5 separate regions of the Mus musculus genome follow, and all the other regions are linked to region 2. The links are chromatin loops, found by intact Hi-C in ENCODE. Cell type or tissue: heart. All regions are shown on one strand. Region 1 holds the start of Flvcr1 (feline leukemia virus subgroup C cellular receptor 1). Region 2 holds the start of Atf3 (activating transcription factor 3). Region 3 overlaps Dtl (denticleless E3 ubiquitin protein ligase). Region 4 holds the start of Dtl (denticleless E3 ubiquitin protein ligase). Region 5 has its middle 42 kb from the start of Nenf.

Region 1 (5,000 bases), 160 kb after region 2:
ACTAAAGGTAGATTTTAGGTCCACATGGCCACTCATGGTGGTACATGCCTTTAATCCCTGCACTCAGAAGGCAGAAGTAGAAGGATCTCTGTGAGTTTGGGGCTAGCCTGATCCTTATGGGGAATTTCAGGATAGTCAGGGCTACGTAGAGGGACCCTGTCTGGGGGAAAATAAAACAAAATAAAAATACATAATATGGGGCTGGAGAGATGGCTCAGAGGTTAGGAGCACTGATTGCTCTTCCAGAGGTCCTGAGTTCAATTCCCAGCAACCACATGGTGGCTCACACCATCTGTAATGACATCCAATGCCCTCTTCTGGTGTCTCTGAAGAGAGTAACAGTGTACTCATATAAAATAAATAAATCTTTAAAAAATACATAATATAATATATACAACATATCACACACATATATATTTAATATGTCATGTATATATATATATATCACCCACATAGCCCCTCCTTAGTTATGATGTCCTTTTCCTCTCCCACAGACTCCCTAGGTAATAAATAGACTTTGTGTATGGTTACAGTGTTATAAACAGAACTCTGTCATGTGCAAGAAGGGCACATGAGAAGGAGAGCAAGAGTAACATAAACATCTGCAGGGAAAATCAGAGCTGATCGACCATTCCAGAAACCTCGGGAGTTGTTGTCAACCAACTCTTCTTGTTAACAAAAGAGAGGACAAATGCCCTTTAAGCACAAGGAGCCTAAACAAACAAGAACCCCTGATTCCATGCAGGGAAGAGGTTATCTGTCAGATCTGGTAAGAGATGATCTCCAATTCTCACCAGATTATAGGGAAATAATATCTACTATATTTTTCCAGTTTGGGACTTTTGAAAGGGAGTCAATTTGCAAGTAATCTAAATGACTGGGCAAGGACAGAAAGGTACCCAACATTCGACCCCTGGCTCCCCTTTCTGAACATTTGTGTTTTTAAAACAGTTTGGGCTGGAGATGTAGCTCAGGCGGCAGAGTGGCTCTCTGGTATGCAAGAAGTCTTGGGTTTGCCTTCAACACTGCCTAACACTGAACCTGATGGCACATGCCTGCAATCTCAGTACTTGGGAGGCTGAGGCAGGAGGAGCAGGAGTTCAAGGTTATTCTCTGCTCCATAGTGAGCTCCTTAGTTTAAGGCCAGTCTAGGTTATTTGAGATTCCATATGGAAAACAAAACAAAAATAAGTAAAAGAAAAACAAGTAAACAAAAGTCTCCAATGCAATCCTGTTTTGTTGGCCAGGCTGCCAGGTTCCCTTTAAATCTGTGGGCCTGGATGATTCTTCTGCCTTCGCCTCCAAATAACTGGGACTACAGGCGTGTGCTCAGCTTGAGCATGTTTGTTTGTTTATTTGTTTGTTTAGGAGCCTTCACAGGCTCCACAGTCCATGAGACCATTAACATCTCTGAATACTTAAGATAAATTTTGTTGAGCATTAAAAACACAATTCATATTTTTATAAATTCACAAAATAAACGTTTTGAGCGCAGATTAAGTCCATTGGGTTCCTCATTTAGTTTTTTTTTTTTTTTCAGAGACTCAATAATCTAATTCAGTTACTCAATAATCTAAAACAACCTCCAAAGGAACATCTACAAAGCCGTGCTGGGAAGAACTTACAGGGTTTCCCTTCTTTTCTTAACATAGTGTGTTTGTTGGGGAGGGCACCTGTGTGATGGTCAGAGAACAACTCTGCGGGTGCTGAAGAACTGAACTCAGGTTTGCCGGGTTGTCAGAAAGAGACGTTACCCCCTGAACAGTCTCGCTCTATACGAGCCTCACTTTTCCTAAAGAAATGAATTAATTTACAAAATACTTTGTGGAGCTATTCACAGCATGGGGAACTCCCCAGCGGCTGTATCACCATAGACAATGCCTTGTCCCTCTGCACCCTCAAACTGTTAATAGTTCTCCTATCTCCCCATGACTAAAGGTTTATGGGCTTGGTCTTCTGCAGGTCCCCTGCAGCCACTGTGAGCTCATTAGCGCCAGAGTCATTCCAACACTCAGGAAGCAGAGATAGGTGGATTTCCATGAATTCGGGTCAACCTGCCTACAGAGTCCCGGGTGACACCCTGTCTAAAAAGGAGGATCAGAGGGAGAGAGAGTGAGTAAATCTTAAGTCCTGGCACCCCGTGTTTGCACGCACAGCTTCCCAAAGGGTAGCAGGCTGACTTTGTCTAAGGCCCAGTAGGACCCTGATGCTTCCGGAGCTCTGCCCTCATCCGGTCCCGGGATGTGCAAGTACACGGTTAGCTTATGCACAGACTTTGGTTACTGGTGGGGTACAGGAGGCAGGCAGGGGCTGCACCTGTCCATTACCTCCTTCAGTCCTCTGCGTGGATGGAGCCGCTCAGCTCAATCAACGCAAAGGCCTGCTTCTGAGGAAGCCTCTTTCTTTGGGCGGACGGAAATGCTTTCTGGCGCTCTCCTTCCAAGATAACCTGAGGCTAAACGCTGCGGAGCGAGCGCAGAGAAAGGCCTGGCAGCTCCAGCAAACCACAGCGTAGAGAACGCCTGCCTTGGGCTCCTCTTACATCTTCACAAGCTTGACCCCGCCCCTCTTCTCGGCAACTCCCCGATTGGTTTTCTGGACTTCCGAAACGCTCAATGATTGGATGGAGGGTCGCACTACGCGATACGAGATGCCCTGGGGGCGGGGACTGCCGGCAAGAGCCAGGCGCGGTGAGCTCTGCTTCACTTAGTCAGCAAGCGGCGCAGGCGAGCGCGCTGAACCGGGTGGGACCTAGGAGCCGGCGAGGAGCACTAAGGGGCGGCGGGGCGGGGAGCCGGGAGGCATGGCGCGGCCCGATGACGAGGTGGGGCCGGCCGTGGCGCCCGGGCACCCGCTGGGGAAGGGATACCTTCCAGTGCCCAAGGGCGCCCCGGACGGGGAGGCGCGCTTGGTACCGCAAAACGGGCCTGAGGCGCTGAACGGAGGCCCCGGGCTCGGCCCGCTGATCGCGGGAGCCCAGGGCGGGCCGCAAGCCCTGATAGCGGCGGAGGAGGAGACCCAGGCCCGGCTGTTGCCCGCGGGCGACGGGGAGGACGTCCCATGCCCCGCGTGTCCCCCGCGCACAGCGCTGTCGCCGAGGCGCTTCGTGGTGCTGCTCATCTTCAGCCTTTACTCGCTGGTGAACGCCTTCCAGTGGATCCAGTACAGCAGCATCAGCAACGTGTTCGAGGACTTCTACGAGGTGTCGCCGCTGCACATCAACTGGCTGTCCATGGTGTACATGGTGGCCTACGTGCCCCTCATCTTCCCGGCCACCTGGCTGCTGGACACGCGAGGCCTGCGGCTCACGGCGCTGCTGGGCTCCGGCCTCAACTGCCTGGGAGCCTGGGTCAAGTGCGGCAGCGTGCAGCGGCACCTCTTCTGGGTCACCATGCTGGGGCAGATCCTGTGCTCCGTGGCCCAGGTCTTCATCCTGGGCTTGCCCTCCCCCGTCGCCTCGGTATGGTTTGGACCCAAGGAGGTGTCGACGGCTTGTGCCACAGCAGTGCTGGGCAATCAGGTAAAGACTGGAACGTCTAGATAACTGGGATCCTTTCAGGCTGGTAGGAAGTCATAGGCCGGGCTGGGGCAACGGTCTGTGGGTAAAGTGCATACTATAGAAGCGTGAAGACTGGGCTCCAGCACCACGAGAAAAGCCTGGCACGGTGGCTCCAGGGTGTATTCCCAGCCAGCACTGACAGGTGAGGAGGACAGCTCCTGAGAAAGGACACCGAGGTTGCCCTCTGGCCTACACACAGGCGCACACACGGGCACGCTTGGAAACTGGCGGTAAAAGAGATCTCAGGTGTTTTTGTCGCCACTGCAGAAGAAAGGTCTTGAGATCTGGAAAGTTTGTTTCCATGTTAAATGTCCTTGGAACAGCCCTGATTTAATTGTATTAGTATTAGTAGTCAGCCCAGCTTGGCACCTACTGGTCACGTATAAGTGAATGTTCAATAAATGCTCCGGTGATAAAGACTTGGCAGTATTACTGAGTCCAGCTATTAGTTCTTAACCGTGAGACAGTGGAAGGCAAATCACTGATCAAGAATGGTTAGTGGGATAAGTCAAGGCTTCCTTAAGAAATGATCTTGTTTTTTTCTACCATCATAAATTCAAATGCCACTAGAATAACAGAAATAATAGTAGGTAAAAGGTTTTTGTATGTGATTTATTTATTTAAAACGGTCTCTTCCACTGTGTAGGGCAGGCTGGTCTGGAAATCACAGTGTCCCCCTGGCTGGCCTCAAACTTGACAATCTTGCTTCAGGCTCCCAAACACCACCATGAGTCACCACAATATTATGTTTGCATTTGTTAATTTTAGGCTTGTTATTGTAACTTAAAATTTTGCTAGAGGGCACTTGTGACACCTGATGTTTTTGTCACCACTGTAAATGTCACATTTTAAAAGATGCTTAGTATTCATTCAGTTGAAGGAAATCTAGTTTAAAAAAAAAATCTATAATCCTTTCTATACATATATTGTTACCTGCCGCCATGTAACTAGAAAATGTTACTTTCTTACTTCAAGTCTCACTTGGGTCAAGATCATGGTTTAAAATACCCCAAGAGACTAAATATGTGTGCCTATTTTATTAGTTACTTTCTTTTTCTAAGTCACTTAATTGCTATGTATCAAAAACAATTTATTACTGATACATTGATTGGTTGTTTCTTTTTTTTTTTTTAAGATTTATTTATTATTATATGTAAGTACACTGTAGCTGTCTTCAGACACACCAGAAGAGGGAGTCAGATCTTGTTACGGATGGTTATGAGCCACCATGTGGTTGCTGGGATTTGAACTCTGGACCTTCGGAAGAGCAGTCGGGTGCTCTTACCCACTGAGCCATCTCACCAGCCCCCGGTTGTTTCTTTATGTTTAGATAGCAGATGTTTTTTAAAAGGTATTTTTTTGGTTCTGAATTGTTTTCGAGGTAAATGCTTCATTAAGCATAACAAAAATATCAACTCCATATTTATGAAGTATTAATTTT
Region 2 (5,000 bases):
GATGGAGCGGGTCTTGCTGCTTGGGGTCTCGAGGCTGTCGGCCGTGCCTTCCACTTGAAGACAAGACCCACCTCCATAGAACGCCAATTTAATCCGTAAAACAATAAAAATTTCTGTCGGGGCCCCCAGCGGCCTGGGGCGGGGTTCGTGTGTTCCCCCATCTCCCTGTTACACCGCACAGTGGTGTTTATTTATTCCAGGGCAGCCTGTAAAAAGATGGGGCAGGTAGGAGGAGATCCCAAATGACTTTCATTTCTAGGCACCTGACTTTCTTCGGGGTTGTGCCGACACGCCTGGGGTTTACCTGCCGGCAGGTCGGCTGGAGGCCGGGTTGTGGAGGTGTGGAGCAGGGTGTGGGCGTGGGAGACGGAGGGTGGGGCCCCGAGAGCCGTTTCCAAGGCAAAACCCAAAGCAAAACATTAGCCTGGCGCTTCCCGCGCGATGCTGCTGTAATCCCGTCAGATCCTGGCAGGATCTGAGAGGATCCCGGGGATGGAACCACCCTAGGCCTCCCGGGCCAGCAAGGACCGAGAGACTCCGGGGGCCTCGATGGAGGGCAGAGGCCTGTGAAGGGCGAGACTCTGCCTTGGACTTGAGGAACCCGGGTGCAGAGAACTTGATTTTGCCCGAAATGTCTGTCTCTGGGGCCATCAGTTGCTTACGGTTGTACTACCGTCGGCGACCTTTCCTCAGGACCGTAACAGTCCGGGTGGTAGGTGCTATGGAGGCAGCGGCACCGGTCAGTTCTGCTTCACACCCCAAACTACCTCCCTGTGACCTTCTGATCGCCTTCCTCTCAAAGGCGGGCGTTAGCAGGTGCCTCTGTCTTTACACCTCAGCGTCCTGCCCCACATGTGCCCGCCAAAGTCTGCCAGGCAGGTGTGCGATTCCTGGGCCGCAGTCTGTGCACGTGTAACCCTTGATGAGCTATGGAGTCCCGCTCAGGGTCTTGCGCTCAGCTCAGACCCTCGGAATTACTGGGTCAGAACCGGGAAACTAATTTCAAGTTTCAAACCCAGGTCTGCTGAGGCTTTGGCCTGAAATCGAGTCCTTTGCCCAGCCTTTCCCGCCACCAGATTTGAGTACAAGAGGGCTCGGTGTTCCGGCTTTAAGCGGTGCGCGTTCAGTCCCGGCCACCGTATCCCTAGAGCCCTCTGTTCCTGCAGACAGACACTCGAAACCTGGAGCCGGTTTTTCTTTCCTGATATCCAGGCGGACCCCCACCCCCGCCCAAACCGGGAGCGTAGAGATCAAAGCGTCCTCTTTCCCAGACTAGCCGAGCCGCCTTTTTCCAGCCCTTTCTTATCCCTGCGCTAGGTGGCTCTGATCTCTCCAAATCTTTCCTCTTTCTACGCTCTTGCTTTCGTGGAGAATTCCCTGTTCATTTAAAAACGTTTTGTGGTTGTTATTAAAAATAAAAACAACAACCGAACTGACCGCGTCCGGTCACTAGCACTTCGGGTTCCTAGCGAGTTCGGGGGCCGTGGGCGTGGGAGCACGAGGCTGCCGAATGTCTACGTTAACCCACAGCTGCTAGCTGGGTCCCCGGCAGAGGAGGTCACAGTGGCGGGTAACGGTGTGGATTCATCGGAGTGTAACTTTGGGCACCTCCTTCACGCGGGAGATTGTCACCGCTATCCCTTCCCCGCCCCCTCCTTAGGCTAGGCCGCTGGTCAAAGAAGGCACATTTTCCTGAAGTTTTAGAAAAATGACCACACATTTTAGAGAAAGGTCGTGCCCGCTTCCCAGCCTCACCTAGTCTGGGCCACTGCCAGGATCCGCCTCCCAGCACCACCACCCCCCCTTCCCCAACCTAGCGGAGGGAGAGATGCCAGGGCGGTGGAGTCATGCCGCTGGCTTGGGCACCATTGGCTCATGCCTGGAACACGCAGCGGCGAATACGCACATCTGGCGGTGCGCCCGGGCGGCTCCCAGCCTGATAAGGAGATAGAGGGCGGGCGGGTGTGTGTGTCCCGGGCGTGCGAGGAACGCAGGACGCGCCGTGACCGCCCCTTCTCGCACTTGCATCACCAAGTCCGCGGTCTCCACCCACCTTTTGCCCCGCCCCCGTCCCTCCTTCACCCCTCCTCTGGCCAGTTCTCCCTGGAAGCTATTAATAGCATTACGTCAGCCTGGGATTGGTAACCTGGAGTTAAGCGGGCTCCCTGCCAACGCGAGGGCTTTAAAAGGGGTGATGCAACGCGCTCCCAGCCACAGTCTCACTCAGCGAGACGCCGCGCACGGTGCTTCCCCAGTGGAGCCAATCGGCTAACCCGCGCTCCGGCAGAGTCCTTGGCGCTCGCCCGCCGGCGGGACAGACCACCCGCCTCTGGCCGCTCTCTGGACCCTGGCCGCCCCGAGCGAAGACTGGAGGTGAGTTAGAGCCACACCGAGGAGCGCTGCCCTCCTCACCCTAAGTTCCCCTCTGGTGACCAGTCCCGGGACCCTTGCGCCACCGGAGACTGAAGCCCTAGTGTCCGTGCCACAGTCGCTCGGCTGAGCCGCTCTTTGCCGCTGCCGTTCTTAGCTGGTAAAAAGTTTCTGGTAAAGTGAAAGAACGAACTTTCTCTTTTGACTCGAGGCGTGAAAGATGCCCAGGGACGGAGGAGTTGCGCTCTCAGTTTGCAACTAGGAGAGGTCGTCTGGGTGGAAGGTGGGTGCTGGTGCGCGGAGGTGACTCACACTCTGGCGATCGGGGTCCCCTCTTCCATCCATCACTTCTTGTCCCGGACCCTGGACTCGGAGCGGGTCCCTCCTAAGTCCGCGTAGAGGCGCAGTGGCCGCGGCTTGTTGAAGCGCTGCTCCCGGTATCGAGCTAAATGAATGAAGACCGGACGCTCGAACGGAGGTCCGGCACAGCCGCTGGAGGTCGCCTTGCGCTCCCCGGAGCAGAGATCTGGGCAGCATGACCGCGTAGAGCGCTGTGAGCGAAAGTGTGTTAGGATAAGTTTGGAGGCGGCGAGCCCTGGTGTGGCGCTGTCCCGGGGCTGAAGGCCGAGAGGTCTCCGCACCAGCTAACTTCGGACCGCTAGGTTTGAGACGTCACTTCCAGCCTCACTCGCTGTTGTGACTTGCTGTGCTCTGGCTGACTTTTAACCGGCCCTTGAGTTTCTTTATGTATTGGAAGGGAAGCGAAGGAATCGGATCAAGCGGGTGGAGGGACCAGGGTGTGGAACCACTTGTACTTGGGGGGGGGGGCGTGCGGGGGGGGGGTTGTTTGTATTCTCGTGACAGAGTCTCACTCTGTAATCCAGACTGCCCATAAAAACTCCGGCCAATCCTCCTGCCTCAGCCTCCCAAGTGCTGAAATTACAGGCCCACACGCCCAGCACCTTTCTGTGCGCTGTGTGCTTCAGATAGCCAGCTTTTGACAGATTTGTTTCTAGACTAAAATAATTAAAGTAAAAGGAGCCAGGGAGGGATGTTCAGTGTGGAGGCTCCCCCACCCAGCGTTCCTAGCCGGTCTCTGAGACAGGACAGGAAAGGGGGCCTCTCTTACATCTCTGTCTCCTAGCTCTCTCCCGTTGGATTGATTCCCTGCTTCGACCCCATGCTCATTTTCAACTCCCATTTCTGTATTTTCCTCTTAGCCATTTTATTTGATTTAATCATGTAGCTCACGAGCTTTCTTATAAATTAAAGGAGTTGCCAAGCCCGATTATTTAAAAGGTTTATTCTCCCCTCCTGTTGTTCCACTCTTTTGAGACAAAGTCTCCCTATGTAACTGGGGCTTGCTTTAAACTTATGGCAGTCTTCTAGCCTCGGTCCCCAAGTGCTGAGATTACAGGCATGTGTCACCAAGAAGGGAGCACATGTTTTGCATGTTGCATTTGTTATGGGATAATGTTACCACATACAGGCTCTTGCTTGGAGCGGGTGGGGCTGGGGTGGGGGTTGCTGTTGCTTCTATCAAGAGGTTTCAGAGGCTGCTGACCAGGTTCCCAGAGTGAAGAAGGCATTGCCCAGCACCTGTGGCTATCTAAATCCCTTCTTGGCACACCAGTTTCTTCTGGTCTTCATTCTGTCAGAGCCTCCTCTATGAGGGGTGCCAGGTATGGGTCTCTTCAGCCCTCAGTTGCCCCCCTGGCAGGCAGCTCTCTCTGTGGTTGCTTATTTGGTTGATCTATTGAACTAACTGATGGGTCCTCCTGGTAGTGCAGAATGAGTAGAGGGTGGGTGTGGGCAGCTTGGCTGGACTGGACCACACCCATCTCTGTGAGTTTAGTTAGGCAAGTGCTTTCCTTCTGGGACCTCAGTTTATTCAATGACAAAATGGGGGTTTGAGCTAGACAATTCTAATGCTGGGAGTCCCGTTGAGTTCCTTTAGCCAAAGTCTGTGATTCTTTAAGGAACTGGCTACAGGGGTTCCTTGTCAAGGGAGGAGGGACATAGCCAGGACCCCCCAGAAACTTCAAGAGAGAAATGGTTTCCTATGTGAGAACTCACAATCTTGGCCAATCCAACCCTAATGGAGGAATGCTGATGTCAGCCAATTGGGTGTAATTCACCTGGTGTCTTAGGAACTCGGGGGTCAACCACCAGTTGTGACAGACTGGCTTGAAATTCTTGAGGGTTCCAGTCAATTCCTGATGACTAGAACTAAACTGAACTGAACTAGATCAGGGTCCCTGAGGGGCAGGGAGAATGTGAATGTATGGATCCTAATTTCCTTATGTTTTAAAGTTTGTGCATGTGATGTGTTGTTCCCCACAGCCCTGGGAGGGAACTGGTCAGTTCAGATAGGAACTGAAGGTCAGAAAGCCTCTGGCTCGGGAGTGGGTGCCCAACTAGTGAGAACCAGAGGCAGACCTGGAAATGCTGTCTCTGACCCTCAAGCCCAGCCTCCCGCCTCCAGCCTTCAAACAGGAGAAAGGACAGGATGTAGAGTCAGGAAGGAGTACTGGTTCCCTAGTACTACAGGACAGTTTGCAGACAGCTTGGTGGAAGGAAGTGGAAATCAAAAGTGAAAATTCAAAGCCATCATAAGCTACTAGGAGATA
Region 3 (5,000 bases), 380 kb before region 2:
CCATGTGGTTGCTGGGATTTGAACTCTGGACCTTTGGAAGAGCAGTCGGGTGCTCTTACCCACTGAGCCACCTCACCAGCCCCTGTACTCATTTTTTAAAAAAACCTGGAGACTATAAATGTTAGTGGGGGTTTTATGTGGTTTTTTTTTTTTTTTTTTTTTTTTTTTTTAGTTTTATGCTAACATAGTAAAAAAGTTGATTGGTCCAGTTTATTCAACCCTATATGAACAAGATACTAATGATCCTAATTGAATAGTAGTGAATCCTAATTGGATACTAGTTGGTGCTAGTGAAATTTGCCTCCCTGAATGGCTGTCCTCTAAAGACTGGTAAGTTAGGCACTTTGGCCAGAATGAGGAGGAATAGCATTAGATTTTCTGGTAGATAATTTAAATTAACTGTGAATGTATTTTCTTGTCTCCTAAAAACTTAAATATATTTGAACCTTTCTAATTCTTCACCTTGTTTAAAGCCAGTCAGTTCTTCATCCTAAACTGGTGGTTCTCAACACTAGTGATCTTTGGTTATCTGATGGTTTTTTTAACATGCTAATTCAATGGTAATCTCTAGTAGTTGAGCCAGGTTATCTGTGCGCCTGTCTGTCTGTTTTACTTCATCAAGGGATTCCAGTGTATTGCTACAGTTGAGGAATGTTTTTTAAATTTAAACTTAACTTTGAGAATTTCCTAAGTGAATATTATATTCATAGTATTTCTACCTCTCCCCTCCAGCTCATCGTGTGTAACTCCACATTCTCAAATATGTATGTATGTATGTGTCAGACGTCTGTAACTGTGGGGATATTGCTGTTCTTTTAGCTACTTCCTGCTTGATCATGGGCAGACCTTCTGACAATTTTTTTTCCTAATTTTTCATTATTAAGCAGAAGTATAATAAAGCTCACACCTGTTTAGAGATAAAAACCTGAAAGTTAATTTGAATTTTTGGTTGGCTGAGGGAAAGTGGGCCACACTAGCAAGTATATATGTACAAACTGACAATATGACCAGTCCATGGTATTAGAAAGCTTTTATTGTAGGTATGAGAGAGAAAATCCAATGGTATCGAGAAGAATAGAACTGAGAGAAAAAGTAGACTAAACATGGCCAGCCAGCAGACTGGACCCGGCCATGAGCAAAGCATGAGGGACAAAGTGGGAAGGGTTTAGACAGAGGGAACATAGCTGAAAAAGCAGGATTATAAGGACAGTGAGTAATGGGGGGGGGGGGGCATGAACTGGGGAAGTTTTATTAGAGTAGTGATGGTGAGAAGAGCTAGGACTTAGAAAATTGTAACAGGTACTTTTGATGCCAAGGGAACCTGAAGGACAAAGTGTGCTTTGGAATGCTAATAAGCACCACAGTTAGCCTTTTGCCTCATCTGCCTTTTGGAATTTGGGAAAATAGTTTCCTTTGGACCTACCACTATGTACAACCTACTGAGTCCATTTAATGTTGCTTTTTTTGTGCATGTATTTAAGGCTGACCCCTGGGGATTAGAAATTTATTGGGAGGCTGGTCCATAGAGGAAATTGATTTTCCTATAGTTCTTCATCTAAGGGTGAAGCTTTATGAAATTCCCTCTACCCATGCTAGCATGTCAACTGGTATAGTCATTGTGTAGGTTTTGATTAGGCAGCCACACTGTTGAGATCTCAGAGGCACAGTGGCCGTCTAGAAGCCACCATCTCAGAGCAGGTATTCTGCCCTTCTGGCTCTCGGAATCTTTCACACTCTGGCTCCTGCAGTGTTCACTGGGTCTTGGGTGTAGGAGTTATGTTATAGATGTACCAACTGAGGGTGGGCATACGACCATGACTTATTTGAATCTTGAGCAGTGTGGCTCTCTGTATGTAAACAGTTTCCATCTGCTGCCAAAAGAAGCTGCTTTGATGAAGGTAGAGCCCTACTTTTACCTTGTTGGAGGATAAGAGGGCAAACTATTCAAAACATATTATATACCATAAAATTTTCTGTTTTTAACTGTGTATTTAAACAGTTTTTAGTTTACTCAGAGTTGTGTAGTAATTAATATGGGAGAGCAATGGATCTATCAGTCAATTTGTTAACTCCACTATATCATCCAGAGAGGCTGAGTTTGAAGACATAAGTAAAGGTTCTCTCTGTGTCTAGTTCACCTGCTGCTTGGGCAGCTCTTGTTGTGATAGAGCCCCTCTCCACCCCTAGTCTCTTTCCTGCTTCCTCTATCTTAAAAGGAAGCTGGCAGGTTTCTCTGTTGGCATTTGGTTACCTTTGCCTCGATTGCTCCATCTAATCACCTGATTTAGTTGTTAACTCCTACAAAATTAGGTGTTTTTATTCAGTGTCCACAAAGCTCTCAAGTAGTTGTTATGGGACTTTGTTCAATTTATAGCTATTATTATAGTTGAATCAGTTTGTTAATTGCTCACTCTTCCATATAGGGAGCAGAATTCCTTTTTAAATATTTTGTAAATGTGCCTATTTTGCAGTGGCCTTGTGCATACTAGGCAAATGCTGTACCACTGAAGCTATATACCTAGCTTCCACTGTTACCTAAAATATAAACAGTACAAATAAGTGGGAATTCTGTGTTCTATTCAATGCTGCTGCCTCTTTCATACCCAGAGGTAGTACTTTGATCTGCTAAGAAAGAGGACTTTTAGACGTTCCTTACCTCAAAATAGGAAGATTAGTGCTTACCTACTAGATTGGCAGGCACATTGAGGTAATGTGTGAGAACTGTGTAGAGCGTGAGCTATCTTAGACAGTAAGCTCTCCTCTGTGCTAACAGTTGCTACGCTGTCGTTTTCTTACTATCATCTCTGGTGGCAAATTCAGTGCTTTTGGAGAATGTGTTCTCTGGGGAAGGGGAATGGAATGTGTCTTTGATTCGTTTCCAACATCTTGATGGCCTCTTCCCACAGCTGTGTTCTCTACAGGGGGGAGAGACGGCAACATTATGATCTGGGACACCAGGTGTAACAAAAAAGGTAAGCTAGTTCTGTCTTAATTTTAATAAGTGCTTAATGCTCAAAATAAAATGAAATGCTAGTGATTTCATCTGATACCAGCAGGGGGCACTTGTGTTCCCTTCCTGCTCAAGTCTCAAGGTAATGATTATTGCAAAGCTATTAATAGATGTTCTTAGTTTCACATTGTCTCTGAATTATAATTCCGTCTATCTAAATTATTGATAGAATTAAAACTACTGATGTATAGTTCACTGAATAAAGGTTTGGTTGAGATGTTTTTGTTTGCTTTTAATTTTCCTTTTTTTATCCTGACAAGATGGCTCATCAGATAAAGGTGCTATCCATCAAACCTCAACTACCCAAGTTCAGTTCCTACAAGTAGGAGAGAACTCCTTAAGTTGTCCTCTGACCTCCACTCCCCTCACACACACAAAAAAATGCCTTTTAAAAAAAATCAGATTAAATTGAATATAAGCTTGTATTGTACAGGGTGGTATTAAAGGAGATGGTCGTTGGTGTGTTTATTATTAATTTATGTATTGATTTTAAAATGTTAAACTATTTTTGTGGAGCAGTTTTTTGGGTTTTTTTGTTTGTTTGGCTGGTTGGTTTTTTGGGTTTTTTTTTTTTTTTGTTTGTTTGTTTGTTTTTCGAGACAGGGTTTCTCTGTATAGCCCTGGCTGTCCTGGAACTCACTTTGTAGACCAGGCTGGTCTTGAACCCAGAAATCCACCTGCCTCTGCCTCCCAAGTGCTGGGATTAAAGGCGTGCGCCACCACTGCCTGGCAGTGGAGCAGTTTTAATTTTATATCAGCATTAAAGTGCAGAGAATTTCATATATACTGAACACCTACACAGATGCAGCCTTTGCAGTCATTCAGTTGGTACATTTTTAAGCTGTTAAGCATTGGCTCATACATAATTAATTCATAATTTGTATCAGGGTTTATTTTTCATGTTACACATACTATGGATATTGACAAATATATGACATGTATCCGCCATTGTAATATATAGAGTACTTTCATTGCCCTAAAATATGTCTGCTCTGGTGTTTCTACTTCCTCACGAAGCCTTGCTACCACTATAACTGTCCGTGGTTCTCCAGATTTTCATAAATGGAGTCATGTCGTATCTTTCTCTTTGCACAGAATTACTCTTTGGGCAGGAATACCACATTGTATCCACTCATCCACTGAAGGGTGCCTTGATTGTTTGTGTTTTAGCCATTAAGAATAAAACTATAACTATATCTGTGTTTTTCTTTCTTTGTGTGATTAAACTCACCATGGGCTCTTTGGGATTTTGTTTTTTTGTTTTGTTAAACTTTGTTTGCTTTTTCATTGTGTGTATACACAACCACAGCGCATGTGGATCTGTTTTCCCTTTTGAACATGTGAGCAGGGAATCAAATTCAGGTCATCAGGCTTGGTGACAAGTGTCTTTACCTCTACTGAGTCTCTTCGGGGTTTTTCGGTTTTGTTTTTATACTAGTTAGTCAAAAATCACAAAATTTGAGGTTCTATAGAAATGATTAAATATTGCTTTCAGCTTGAAATCAGAAAACATTAAAATCTTTGGAACCTTTCAGATGGATTTTATAGACAAGTGAATCAAATCAGTGGAGCTCACAATACTGCAGACAAGCAAACCCCTTCAAAGCCCAAGAAGAAACAAAATTCAAAAGGACTTGCTCCTGCTGTGGTAAGGTTTTAGAGAAGTGTATGTGTAAATAGGCAGTTGTTACTGTATTTGCTTGCTTTTGAGGCAAGATCTCTGTGTGTACTTAGGTTGGCCTGGAATACATGATCTTTCTACCTTAGCCTACCAAGTGTTAGGACTATAGACTGTTCATGAGCCACCATTCATGACATGAGTGGCTCTTAACAGTAGGGAGAATCAAATCTCTCTTTAAGGAATTTGTTAGGCAAAAAGATGGATGTAACTCTTAATTTCTTTGGTATTAACTGTTTATAGTTTACTTAGCCCTACTGCAATGGTTCTCAAACTCTGGTGAGAATAGAGAACATGGTAAAGATTCAGCTT
Region 4 (5,000 bases), 390 kb before region 2:
CAATAAGAAATGAGACTATTTAATAATTCCCATTGTAAATCATAAGACAACAGCTCACAGTCATACATAAAAGTAAGGCCATGGTTTCAATAAGTGGATTTCTGTTTAGTTTATCTGACCTTGTCCATCAGGGTCACCAACCAAACTGCAGAGTCCATGCTCCCTAATTCAGCTTCAATGTGGTAAACTAGTTGCTGAATCTAGATTCTATATAACCTTAAAGGTTCACTTACCAATGCTGTCAGACTAAATGTAGTCTGGTAATAAATATCCTCAGGAAAAAAAAGTCTGAATCCATAGGGCCATGTTTCTACTACTCTTAAAACCACCAGTAATGACATGGCGTCAGCCGCCTAGTGCACACCCAACCCAGTGGCTAAGGCCATTCATTCTCTCAGAGGGGCTGTGCTGAGTCCTCACTCCCTAACACCAGTTACATTCCTGCACACATGGGCAGTACAACAGTGGTCTTCACAGGGAGAATTAAGATGGTGGAACTGGGTGGATGGTAACAACGCTAGGAAATCCTAGTGTGTGGATTCTGTCCTGACTCTCACCCAGTTCTCAAGAGTTGAATCAGCACTCCACGATCAGGCTTTTCCTACAGCATTAGGTTCACCAGCTTCCACTCATGTGCAGCAAGAAAGGGAATGAGTCACCTTCCCCACTCCCACCCATCCTCTCAAAGCCAGGTGTGCACAGAGCCATCAGGTTGAGTGATGTCACTAAACCTTTCTCTCTGCAGGAAGGGGATCTTGCCTGTTTTCATCTGGACAACTTCCAATCACTGGAGGGGCAAATACTTGGTCTGATGATAATAATCTACATTAGGAAAAGCTACACTTATTAGAGTAATATGTGGGACTCAGCCTTTAGCAATGTGTCACACTACTGTTCCCGGCTGATACAATGTGTCTTGTTGAGCTTAGGGCTTATCTGTAAAACACTCAACAGCCCCCACTTATTTCTTACACATATGTGTTTTAATTTCAACTCTTCTTATTAAAAAGGTTGTACTATTACTTTCATTACAACTGTAACCTTTTCTTTCAAAGAGCTTCACTTTTAATTATGTGTATGTAGGGGGAGGGAGAGATGGGTGTATAACAGACCCTCTAGAGTTACAGGCAGTTGTGAGGTTTGGGGTGTGAGTGCTGAGAACTGAACTCTGGTCCCACAAAACAGCAGTGTGGCCTCTTAAAGGCTAAGTCATCCCTACAGCCGCAGCATCTTTTTTTTTTTTTTAATGTAAACCTTATTTCATTGTTATTGTATGTATGTGTGCACATGTGTGTGACTGTCAGGCTTGCACAGGAAGTGTTTCACACAGTAAACCATCACACTGGCTCACAACACTTAGAAGGTAACTCTGGATGTCCTTCCTTTCCTTGCTCCATATCCTTACCCTGCTCTACAACACTATCTACTCTTAGCCTGGGACAAGATTAGCTACGCTAGAGCCATACACATTTCGGTGGGAAGGGAGTTGGCACTGAATAAAACAGTGTAATGGGCCACATCAGGTCTAGGACTTGGGAGGCTGAGGATCAAAAGTTGAGAGTTATCCTTGGCTTTAGGGAGTACAGGCCAACCTGGATGTCACAGACTTTAGTAAAACGTAAAAAACTCTTACCTGTAACTGGTTTCAAACTTGGACAAGGAACTAAGGTGCATATTTAACATGCCAAAGTCTAATTGACCTCCAGGTTCTCTCAGCATCCCCCAGTCCCTACTTGGCACACCCTGCCCCCCAGACTTGAACTTACAGATCCTTGGTTTCCAGTCCCGTTCTCTACAGGTTACACACTGGCTACAGTTAACCAAGAATTGCCTATAGTGTAAAAACCTTGGCAGGAAACTGAAGCAAAGGTCTCACATTTACACAGGACTTCTTTATGGATAGCTATCTGTCAAAGTCCCTCTTCAGCCTTTAATAAAGGCATCTTTTCGCATACCACTGCCATTTAACATTTACAACAGCTGACATACTGTGCCCACTTTGCTGACATATCGAGGCTAGATGATAATGCCGCATTCCATAATCACTTTAGTAGAACTGGAATTTAACTCCTAACCCTAAAATTTTTTCTCTTAGCTACCTGTATAAGGGGAACTAACTCGTGGAACTTGTGTGCAGAGAATGAGCGCGTTCAGCCAAGCTTTTCGGATGTTCTCATCCACATGGAACCTGCTTTAGAACGCGCAATTGACAGTCTCGCAAGACAAATCGCTGTAAAACGCTCAGAAAATCATTTGGCTCTCTTAATGAAGGCTTCACCTGCACTGAACGTTTTAAAAAATAATCTCAAAATTCAGCACTTTATCTTATTTGCTGCCTGGGAAACCAGAGACTGTGCCCCCAAGTGGTCAAAGGCATCCTCGCAAGCACGAGCCTCTGCTCCAACTGTGCAAGGCTACTCCAGCAACCCTGCATGCGCCTAAGCGCTGGCTCCAAGACTAGCAGCCGTGCTTCCCGCCCCATACATCGGCGCATGCGCCTTTCTAGCCTCTGTAGCTGCCGCCACTAGGTGGCGCCACTCCCCCCAGACGCTTCGCCCGCGTCCCTCCTCCGTACCTTTGTCCAGTTCCATAAGAGCGGAATTAGCGTCCAGCTCCTGTTCGCCATAGCCGGCATCGGCCAGGAACGACTTGGTTGAGTTTGACGCCATGACCCGGACAGTTACCCGACTCGCCCAGTCACAAAGATTGCAAACTCTACCCCAGCACCGCCATCTTCTCCCGCCGCGGTCTCGCGGATTTTTCCCTCCGCGCGCTGTCAGGCAGTGTACGCATGCGCCTCGGTCGCCCCGCGGTTCGCCAGTTCCTCTCTGGGCCCCCCCGCGCAGGCGCTCAGGGAGCCTGTGAACCTTGGGTTCCCGCGGCTGAGCGAGAGGGAGGCGGAGCTTAGGATGGGGGCGAGCCTTCGAGGCGCCAGGACGCTGCGACGAGAGCCAATCAGAAAGCGTGACGTCAGTTTGGCGCGGAGTTTGGCGGCCGGGGCTCTTAGTGGCGGGAGTTGGAGGCGAAACCGCGCCGCGTTGTGGAGGGTGCAGACGGCGGCTCCTGTGGAACTTGGGGGCGATCTTCTCGGCGTTCCCCTCAGCTGAGCCTTCTCCTCAGGCCCAGATGCTCTTCAACTCGGTACTCCGCCAGCCGCAGCTCGGCGTCCTGAGGAACGGTGAGTAACGGCCCCAACGGCCGCTGGCCGTGGCGGGAACCACCTCCCCCCAGGCGCTCCACCTTGGATCGCTGCCGACTGTGGGCCTCCAGGTCTCCCGCGGCCGGAGCGAATCCGGGCGAGCGAGGACCGCCGAAGAACATCGTGCTTGGGTTCCTTCCGGACGCTTTTCACCGTAATCGAGCTTTTTAGTTCGGAACGGAGGCCGAAGTTAGGACGCTCAGTGGCGTCCCGGGCCCCTGGCTGCTTACGTCAATATCGCGCGTTAACTAGAGAGTGCACGCTTGTGAGAGTCGGGGGTGGGAGACGCTTTGGCACCAGCGATGTGCCTGCCGTCTCTGCAGAACCTTAGCGATCCCTGCAAGTTCGTTGTGCACCAGCGCGCATGGCCCGCAGTTAAGGAACTCAATCTTAAGGCGCCAAAGTCCCCTCCCCCATCTCTGCAGGCTCTGAAAAGTCCTAAAATACAGACTAAAAGATGCCCATAGCCACACCCACGAGGTGACCACGGGTAATGGATGGAAGGGTATTGTTCCAAATGTGTCTTGATGCCGAGGTACTTCCAGAAATGGGATTAAACTCGTTTTTCTCTTCACGGTGGAATTCAGCCATGTTCTCCTGTTAGCATATAGAAAGCCAGCTCATCTCCTACAGTACTCTTAAAAACATTGGCAATCTGAGATGCGATTAGGCTGATGTGTTGTTAAACTAAGACCTTGAAGAGTGGTCCTAAGAATGTTGAGAAGAGGAAAAGCTCCTTGAGGTCCTGCCCGGATCTAAAACTTTGTAGTCGTATTCCCTCTGTGGATACTCTTGTAGTTACATTCTGCCTCTTTCTCTGCTCGAACTTTACAAAAGTTACTTCGCCCTGTGTTAGGAATGGCCGCCCTGCACAATGGTTGTGAGCGGTCTTCGGAGCGTCTGAGTTTCAACTCCACCTCTTTTCCTATGTGCTACATTTTCTGTCTACCCACTTTTCAGTCTGTCGTTCCGGCTTACAGATAGCCAGACAGACGTTCAGTGATAGGCACTGGCATTCATTGATTGTTACCTCCTGAAGTCTGCATCTCTTTTCCCCTCCGGTGTTGCTGGGCCTTAAATGATTATAGCCGTAAGTAAGGATTCTACTGCTGCTACACTCTTCCATTCCCTATGTTTTGGGTTAATTTCTGTAAAAGCTGTATGTATTGAACTTAATCTAGACAGTTAGGCATACAAGCATCTTATATTCTAATGCCCCAAACTGAGTTGGCTTCTTCCCAATTTTTGGGAGTGACATTATTTTAAACTGGTGTCCCCAGCTAAAACTTAGACTCCATATTCCTCATTATGACATTTTCAAAAGAAAAAAAAGAAATCCCTTAAGTCTGCTTGAATCTCTTTTTCCATCCCCACAGATTCAGCCTCTTTACCTCAAACTGAGTCTTCCATTTTCTCTATTCCATCCCCACCATTGGGCCTGATACTTTACTCCCTGATCATAACAAGCCTCTAAATGTGCCTTTAGTTTCCTTTCTCTACCGATATTTGTAAGATGGAAATATAATTACTTTTGTGAGTTTTTAAATCCATATCTAAGAATTTTTACTATAAACTTTAAACATGCAAAATTATAATTTTTAGCCTTATAGTGAGTTAGCATCTTAAGATAAATACTATTTTAGCCTTTTAAATACATCTGACACTATAAACAACTATACCAACGTGGAAGTCGTGGTCTCTGTTTTTGAAAAGGTGAGCAAATGCTTACTGTTCGATGTTTTATATGGTTGCTTTTTCTTCTGAATATTTCTATCTTAATTCTCCGCAAATTTATCCTATT
Region 5 (5,000 bases), 93 kb before region 2:
GATTCTGTGTACACAAAGGTTTGAGACACTCCAGGGGGAAATGTGCTCTGGCCTGTGGCTTGGAGAATGGGTCTCTTGCCTCCTTCTCCTTGGGTTAAGAGCTGAGGAGGCCATGCACTAAAGCAGGTTAAGTGGCCAGTGCTTGGGGCAGGGGGGGGCGGGGCGGCGTCACTGTACCAGACTCAGTCTCTTCTACATGGAGGCCCAGCCCTGGCCTTCTGCAGGCCTATGAAATGATTCACCCGAGGGCTATAGCAAGTGTATTTGCTGTCTGGTTGCCTTGACAACTTTCCCTGACCCCGTTCCAGCTTAATATTAGCCAAAGACAAACAACTTAAAAGCCAAGCATCAGAGATGATGCAACTTCCGCGTGAGCCCCGGGAGGCCATGAAGCACCTGGGCAGTCAGCAACCGGAGTGTGATGTCACCCAGAGAAATGAAACTTCCGCATCAGCCCCGGGAGGCCACGAAGCACCTGGGCAAGCCTCAACTGTTGTGTGATGTCACATGGAGAAATGCCTGCTCATGGGCGAAGGTAATCACATGACCTGGCTTGAGTGCCCTAGTCATATAAGGGGAGGGGCCCTCCGCTGAGCTGGGATTCCAACCAGAGCCGAGCACAGACAGGGATTATGTGTGTCATCATGAGGAAACCCTTCACTCATGTGACTGACAGGATCTTTTCCCTCTGCAAAGTTTTTGTTTAAGAGCAAGAATTCAGAATAAGAACTGGGATCAGAACCAGGAGCTGGACCTGCCCTTTGATGGGTGGCTTCAGACAGGTTGTCCAGACTCTCTGAGCCTTGGTCCCTGATTTATAAATAAAGACAGAAATTTCTGTCTCACAGAATGGCTGAGAAAATGAATGGTAGCTTTGAAAGGGACAATGCAACACCGGCATGTGGTGACAGCTTCCTTTGTCCCTGAGACTGGCTGCGAGCTTTCCTGTTTGGTCTCAACCCCAGAGCTGATTAGAGGTGGTAAAACAGCAGGCATGGTGGCGCACACCTTTAATCCCCACACTTGGGAGGCAGAGGCAGCCGAACTCTGTGAGTTCCAGGCCAGCCTGGCCTATGTAGTGAGGTACAGGACAGCCAGAGCTATAAGAGAAACCCTGTCTCGAAAACCCAAAACCACGCCAAACCAAATGTCTGGGTGAGAAGTCCTCCGGCAAAGTGCAACATAAACACCTGGAGGGTGAGGAAAATCAGAAAAACAAAATAAAAACAGAAAACCAAGATGGCACCCAGGTCAGGTAGGCTCGGGGACATTAGAGATGATGTCAGAAAAACGGCTGCACAAGAGGCAGGAAGGAGCCGCACACTTAGGAACACCACCTCTGAGCTTGACGGCTAGAGAGTATAATGACTGCTGCGTAGACAGGGTCTTGGAAGACCAGGCTGGCCTGGAGCTTCTAGAGATCCTCCCGCTTCTGACTCCAGAGTGCTGGGATAAAAGGCTCGTACCACCACGCCTGGCTAAGCGTAACACTTTAAAAAGCAAATTTATAAATTTAAAAAGTAAATTTTCAGTTGCCCAGGAAAGTCCCATGTGACACTTCCAATGGATCTGCTGGGGTTTTGTTTTTCTCCTTTGAAAAAAAAAATTACCTGTGTGTGTGTGTGTGTGTGTGTGTGCGCGCGTGCGTGCGTGTGTGTGTGTGTGTGTGTGTGTGTGTGTGTGTGTGATGCATGTGTGTGCCTGTAAAGGCAGGAGGATACCTTACGAAAGTTGCGCCCCTCTTTCCCCCATATGAGTCCCAAAGACTGAACTTGGATCACTAGACTTGGCAGCAAGCGCCTTTCCTCACTGAGCCACTTTGCTGGCCCTTGGCTGTGTTCCCACTTCTCACCTGTCTGTCAAAGCAAGGTGCAGGGTTCAGAGCTCTGCGCCTGCTCAGACAGCACTGGAGCACATGAGTCCTTCCATGTCATAGTTTAACATTCTAAGCACCACCAGAGGTCAAGGATGGCTCTAGTTTATCTTGAAACAGAAATGACTGTTCAGCCCTCCTCCCTCCAGCCCACTCTTTCTGTATTTATTGGAATATGTCGTTAATAATGACATCATTATCTACCACAAACAGTCGCAGTGAAATACGTTTTGTTTTCTGAAACAGCGTCTGGCTATTAGGGCCCAAGTTCTATATGGCCTTAAACTTCCTGCACAGTTTAGACTGGCTTTGAACTCATAGCAATCCTACTGCCTCAGTGTCCCGGGTGCTGGCATTACTGGCATATGTCACCACACCAGTTATGACACTATGTTAGGACTCAGAAGTCAGGGGCTTACATATACTCCTTGACTCAGGTCACCCGCCAGTCGTGATCGACCTTTTGATACTGCAATGTGGTGTTGTCATCTACAGTTTATGCTCAGAACTACACAGTTGAATCACAAAACAGGATGACAAAAGTCCCTCATAAGGTCTTAAGTAAGCCTGTGGTTTTGTGTTGGGTCACATTCATCGCTGTGTCAGTCCCTCTACATGCAGTCCCAGATGCCGCCCCATGGGGGCGCTCGGTCACAGCCGCTGTCGGGCCATAGAGCAGTCTAATCCCTGAGACCCTAGGCTTTCCTCCACTCTCAGGACGTGCATGTGTGTGGTAGTGGGCTAGGGATACACCGACCTTTCTTACAATGGGCCCTTCGGTAAGGATATGACCCCAGCCACAGGACAACCAGAGTTCTACTGCTACACACAAGGACAAGCAGCTCGCTCCTCAAGTCGGCCTCCATTCCCCGGAGCCTCCCAGACAGAGGCTCCCAAGTAAGCGCCTATTTTGCTGCCCCACCCTCGGGTTCCCTGCCCTGCCCTGCATCTGGGGTCTCCAATAAAAAGGCTCTCGACCTCTGAAAATGTCCCCTTTCATTTTTTTTTTAACTTGACATGTGATTTTTTAAAAAGGTATAAAATAGATTAAGTTATTTTCAGAATGAATCCTTAAGTAAGGTCTTTGTTTATAAATTGCCACTCTGAGCTATTGAGACTGTCCTGAGGAGACTCCGGGCAGGTCATGAGAGTGTTCTGAGAGCCCCTGAGAGCGTCTCTCTTTGAGACAGGCCAAGCTGGGCAGGTGAGGTCTGCAGGCAAGCAGAAGCCTGGCATAGTTGAGATAGTGAAATCAGGACTCCATGGGTGATTCCAGGTGAGTTACTGGGTGGCTTTAGGTTTCATTTTCTTTTTCTCCAAACTGGAAACTGGAATCACTCCTTCAATTAATTAGCCGCCCCTTCCCGGATTGCATAGCACTTTAATAAGGGGAGTGGCCTGTGGTAAGTGAATTCTATGGGCACCTGTCTCATCCATAAACTCCATTATTTCAGCTGTGATAGTCTACGGCCATACTACCCTAGACACGCTCCATCTCATAACCACCCTCATCTACCCATCCTTTCTCCTTATTAGAGATGCCCATTGTTCACCTCAGGGAGCAATGCTCCCAGCCAAGAAACTACATTTCCCAGACTAACTTGCAGGTAGGATGCTCCTAGATCACTGGTGTGGTCACTGAGATAGAAGCAGACACTGCTCAGGGGGCTTCTGAGGGAGCACTTCGAGGGGCGTCTGAGGGAGTACTTCGAGGGGCTTCTGGGGGAGCACTTCAAGGGGCATCTGAGGGAGCACTTTAAGGGGCGTCTGTGGGAGCACTTCGAGGGGCTTCTGGGGGAGTACTTCAAGGGGCATCTGAGGGAGCACTTTGAGGGGCATCTGTGGGAGCACTTCGAGGGGCTTCTGAGGGAGCACTTCGAGGGGCGTCTGAGGGAGTACTTCGAGGGGCTTCTGGGGGAGCACTTCAAGGGGCATCTGAGGGAGCACTTTAAGGGGCGTCTGTGGGAGTACTTCGAGGGGCTTCTGGGGGAGTACTTCAAGGGGCATCTGAGGGAGCACTTTAAGGGGCTTCTGAGAGAGCACTTCAAGGAGGCTCAGTTGACAAGCAGCTTTGCCCACTATCTTCATTTTCATTTTCTGGTCTATAATGAGGATAGGATGACTGGAGTTGTGGTGGCAGTGCCATGACCATATGGCAATCTTGACAATAGAAGACACACCTCATCCTAAGTGTGGCAGTACAGAAAGGTAGTAGGAGCCTGGGAACGGGAACACGGTGTAGAGCCACTACACAAGCCCTCGCCCATCCACTTCAGGTTTTCTTCAGGTTATAGATGAACAAACTAGTCAATTGATTCATCATTTGGATGAGTTTCTCCAGAATGTGGTAAAGCCTTGCTCCCTAGAGCGGTGCCCATGGAAGGTTGTAGAACCTTTAAGAGGTGGGGCCTAGAGAGAGGTCTTCTTGTCACTGGGGGCATGTCTTTGGGTGGGGTATTGGGACCTCAGCTCCTTTCTCTTCTTTCTTTTCCACTCCAGGCAGGGCCCTGCCACCCAATCCTACCACACTGTGACCCTGCTCATGGCCCTAAAGCAATGGGCAAGCCAGGCATGGACTGGAGCCTCTATAAATACGGGAAGGGATCAGACAGTTTGAGTGACCACAACAAACATCCCAGTACATTATTCTAATGGTCCAGATAAAACACTTCACATCACTGATACAGATAAGCAGCACCTGCCTCTCTCTACCTGTGGGTCCCACAGCTGCACACCAAAACTACTTCAGAACCCCATCTGTACTGCACAGGCTTCATTCTTTAAACAACATATTCACCAACTATTTACACAGCATTTATGCTGCATTAGGCATAAGTTGTAACTGTGAGCTTTTCAACCCAACCTCTTTGTTCAATTACTCTGAGACTTAATTATTTATGAATATATGCCTAGCTCATAAGTGTTAGCTTGTTCAGCAACTAGCTTGTAACTTATATAATCTGTTTATTCTAGTCTATGTCTGGCACAAGATTCATACGGCCGACTTCCTCAGAGTTGGGGCAAATCTCTCCACCTCCTGCTCTATCCCAGAGTTCCTGTCTTTCTGCTGGATGTCCCACCTTCTAATCCTGCCTCACCTGATTGGCCATCAGCTTTTTATTGACAG

The links. Hi-C counts contacts between places; a loop is a spot of excess contacts. Peaks named below come from ENCODE experiments on the same cell type or tissue, not always from the same donor. Only the 100,000 strongest peaks of a DNase experiment are listed, where the experiment ranks them.
Region 1: it touches region 2 in a loop (5-fold over the local background); 3 of 42 quality-filtered maps call a loop at or near these places.
Region 3: it touches region 2 in a loop (3.0-fold over the local background); 2 of 42 quality-filtered maps call a loop at or near these places.
Region 4: a loop joins it to region 2, with 2.1 times the contacts of the local background. A loop is called at or near these places in 2 of 42 quality-filtered maps.
Region 5: it touches region 2 in a loop (2.5-fold over the local background); 21 of 42 quality-filtered maps call a loop at or near these places.

What each region holds. Positions count from the first base shown.
Region 1 is chr1:191,023,897-191,028,896 of GRCm38, reverse strand. Flvcr1 (feline leukemia virus subgroup C cellular receptor 1) reads left to right here and starts at 2,707. Exons shown (of 10, transcript NM_001081259.1): 1 at 2,707-3,520. The coding sequence starts at 2,804. A230020J21Rik (RIKEN cDNA A230020J21 gene) reads right to left here and starts at 3,546. Exons shown (of 2, transcript NR_027298.1): 1 at 2,328-3,546. In heart, a CTCF peak has its summit at 2,693; DNase peaks (open chromatin) are centred at 2,646 and 3,686; H3K4me3 peaks cover 2,628 bases; H3K27ac peaks cover 2,267 bases.
Region 2 is chr1:191,180,466-191,185,465 of GRCm38, reverse strand. It overlaps Atf3 (activating transcription factor 3), which reads left to right and starts at 2,133. Exons shown (of 4, transcript NM_007498.3): 1 at 2,133-2,373. In heart, CTCF peaks have their summits at 1,326 and 2,876; DNase peaks (open chromatin) are centred at 425, 1,925, 2,195, 2,805 and 3 weaker places; H3K4me3 peaks cover 4,157 bases; H3K27ac peaks cover 3,347 bases; H3K27me3 peaks cover 335 bases.
Region 3 is chr1:191,561,083-191,566,082 of GRCm38, reverse strand. It overlaps Dtl (denticleless E3 ubiquitin protein ligase), which reads left to right. Exons shown (of 15, transcript NM_029766.3): 6 at 2,907-2,972; 7 at 4,546-4,658. Among named protein-coding and RNA genes, the nearest start is that of Dtl, 12 kb to the left of the region's middle. In heart, a CTCF peak has its summit at 3,049 (motif pointing right); no DNase peak of the experiment used is centred here.
Region 4 is chr1:191,573,527-191,578,526 of GRCm38, reverse strand. It overlaps Dtl (denticleless E3 ubiquitin protein ligase), which reads left to right and starts at 2,983. Exons shown (of 15, transcript NM_029766.3): 1 at 2,983-3,178. The coding sequence starts at 3,127. It overlaps Ints7 (integrator complex subunit 7), which reads right to left and starts at 2,891. Exons shown (of 20, transcript NM_178632.6): 1 at 2,576-2,891. The coding sequence starts at 2,669. In heart, no CTCF peak of the experiment used is centred here; DNase peaks (open chromatin) are centred at 2,496, 2,876 and 3,516; H3K4me3 peaks cover 3,780 bases; H3K27ac peaks cover 2,498 bases.
Region 5 is chr1:191,273,221-191,278,220 of GRCm38, reverse strand. No RefSeq gene overlaps it. Among named protein-coding and RNA genes, the nearest start is that of Nenf, 42 kb to the left of the region's middle. In heart, a CTCF peak has its summit at 2,512; DNase peaks (open chromatin) are centred at 370 and 2,510; H3K27ac peaks cover 840 bases.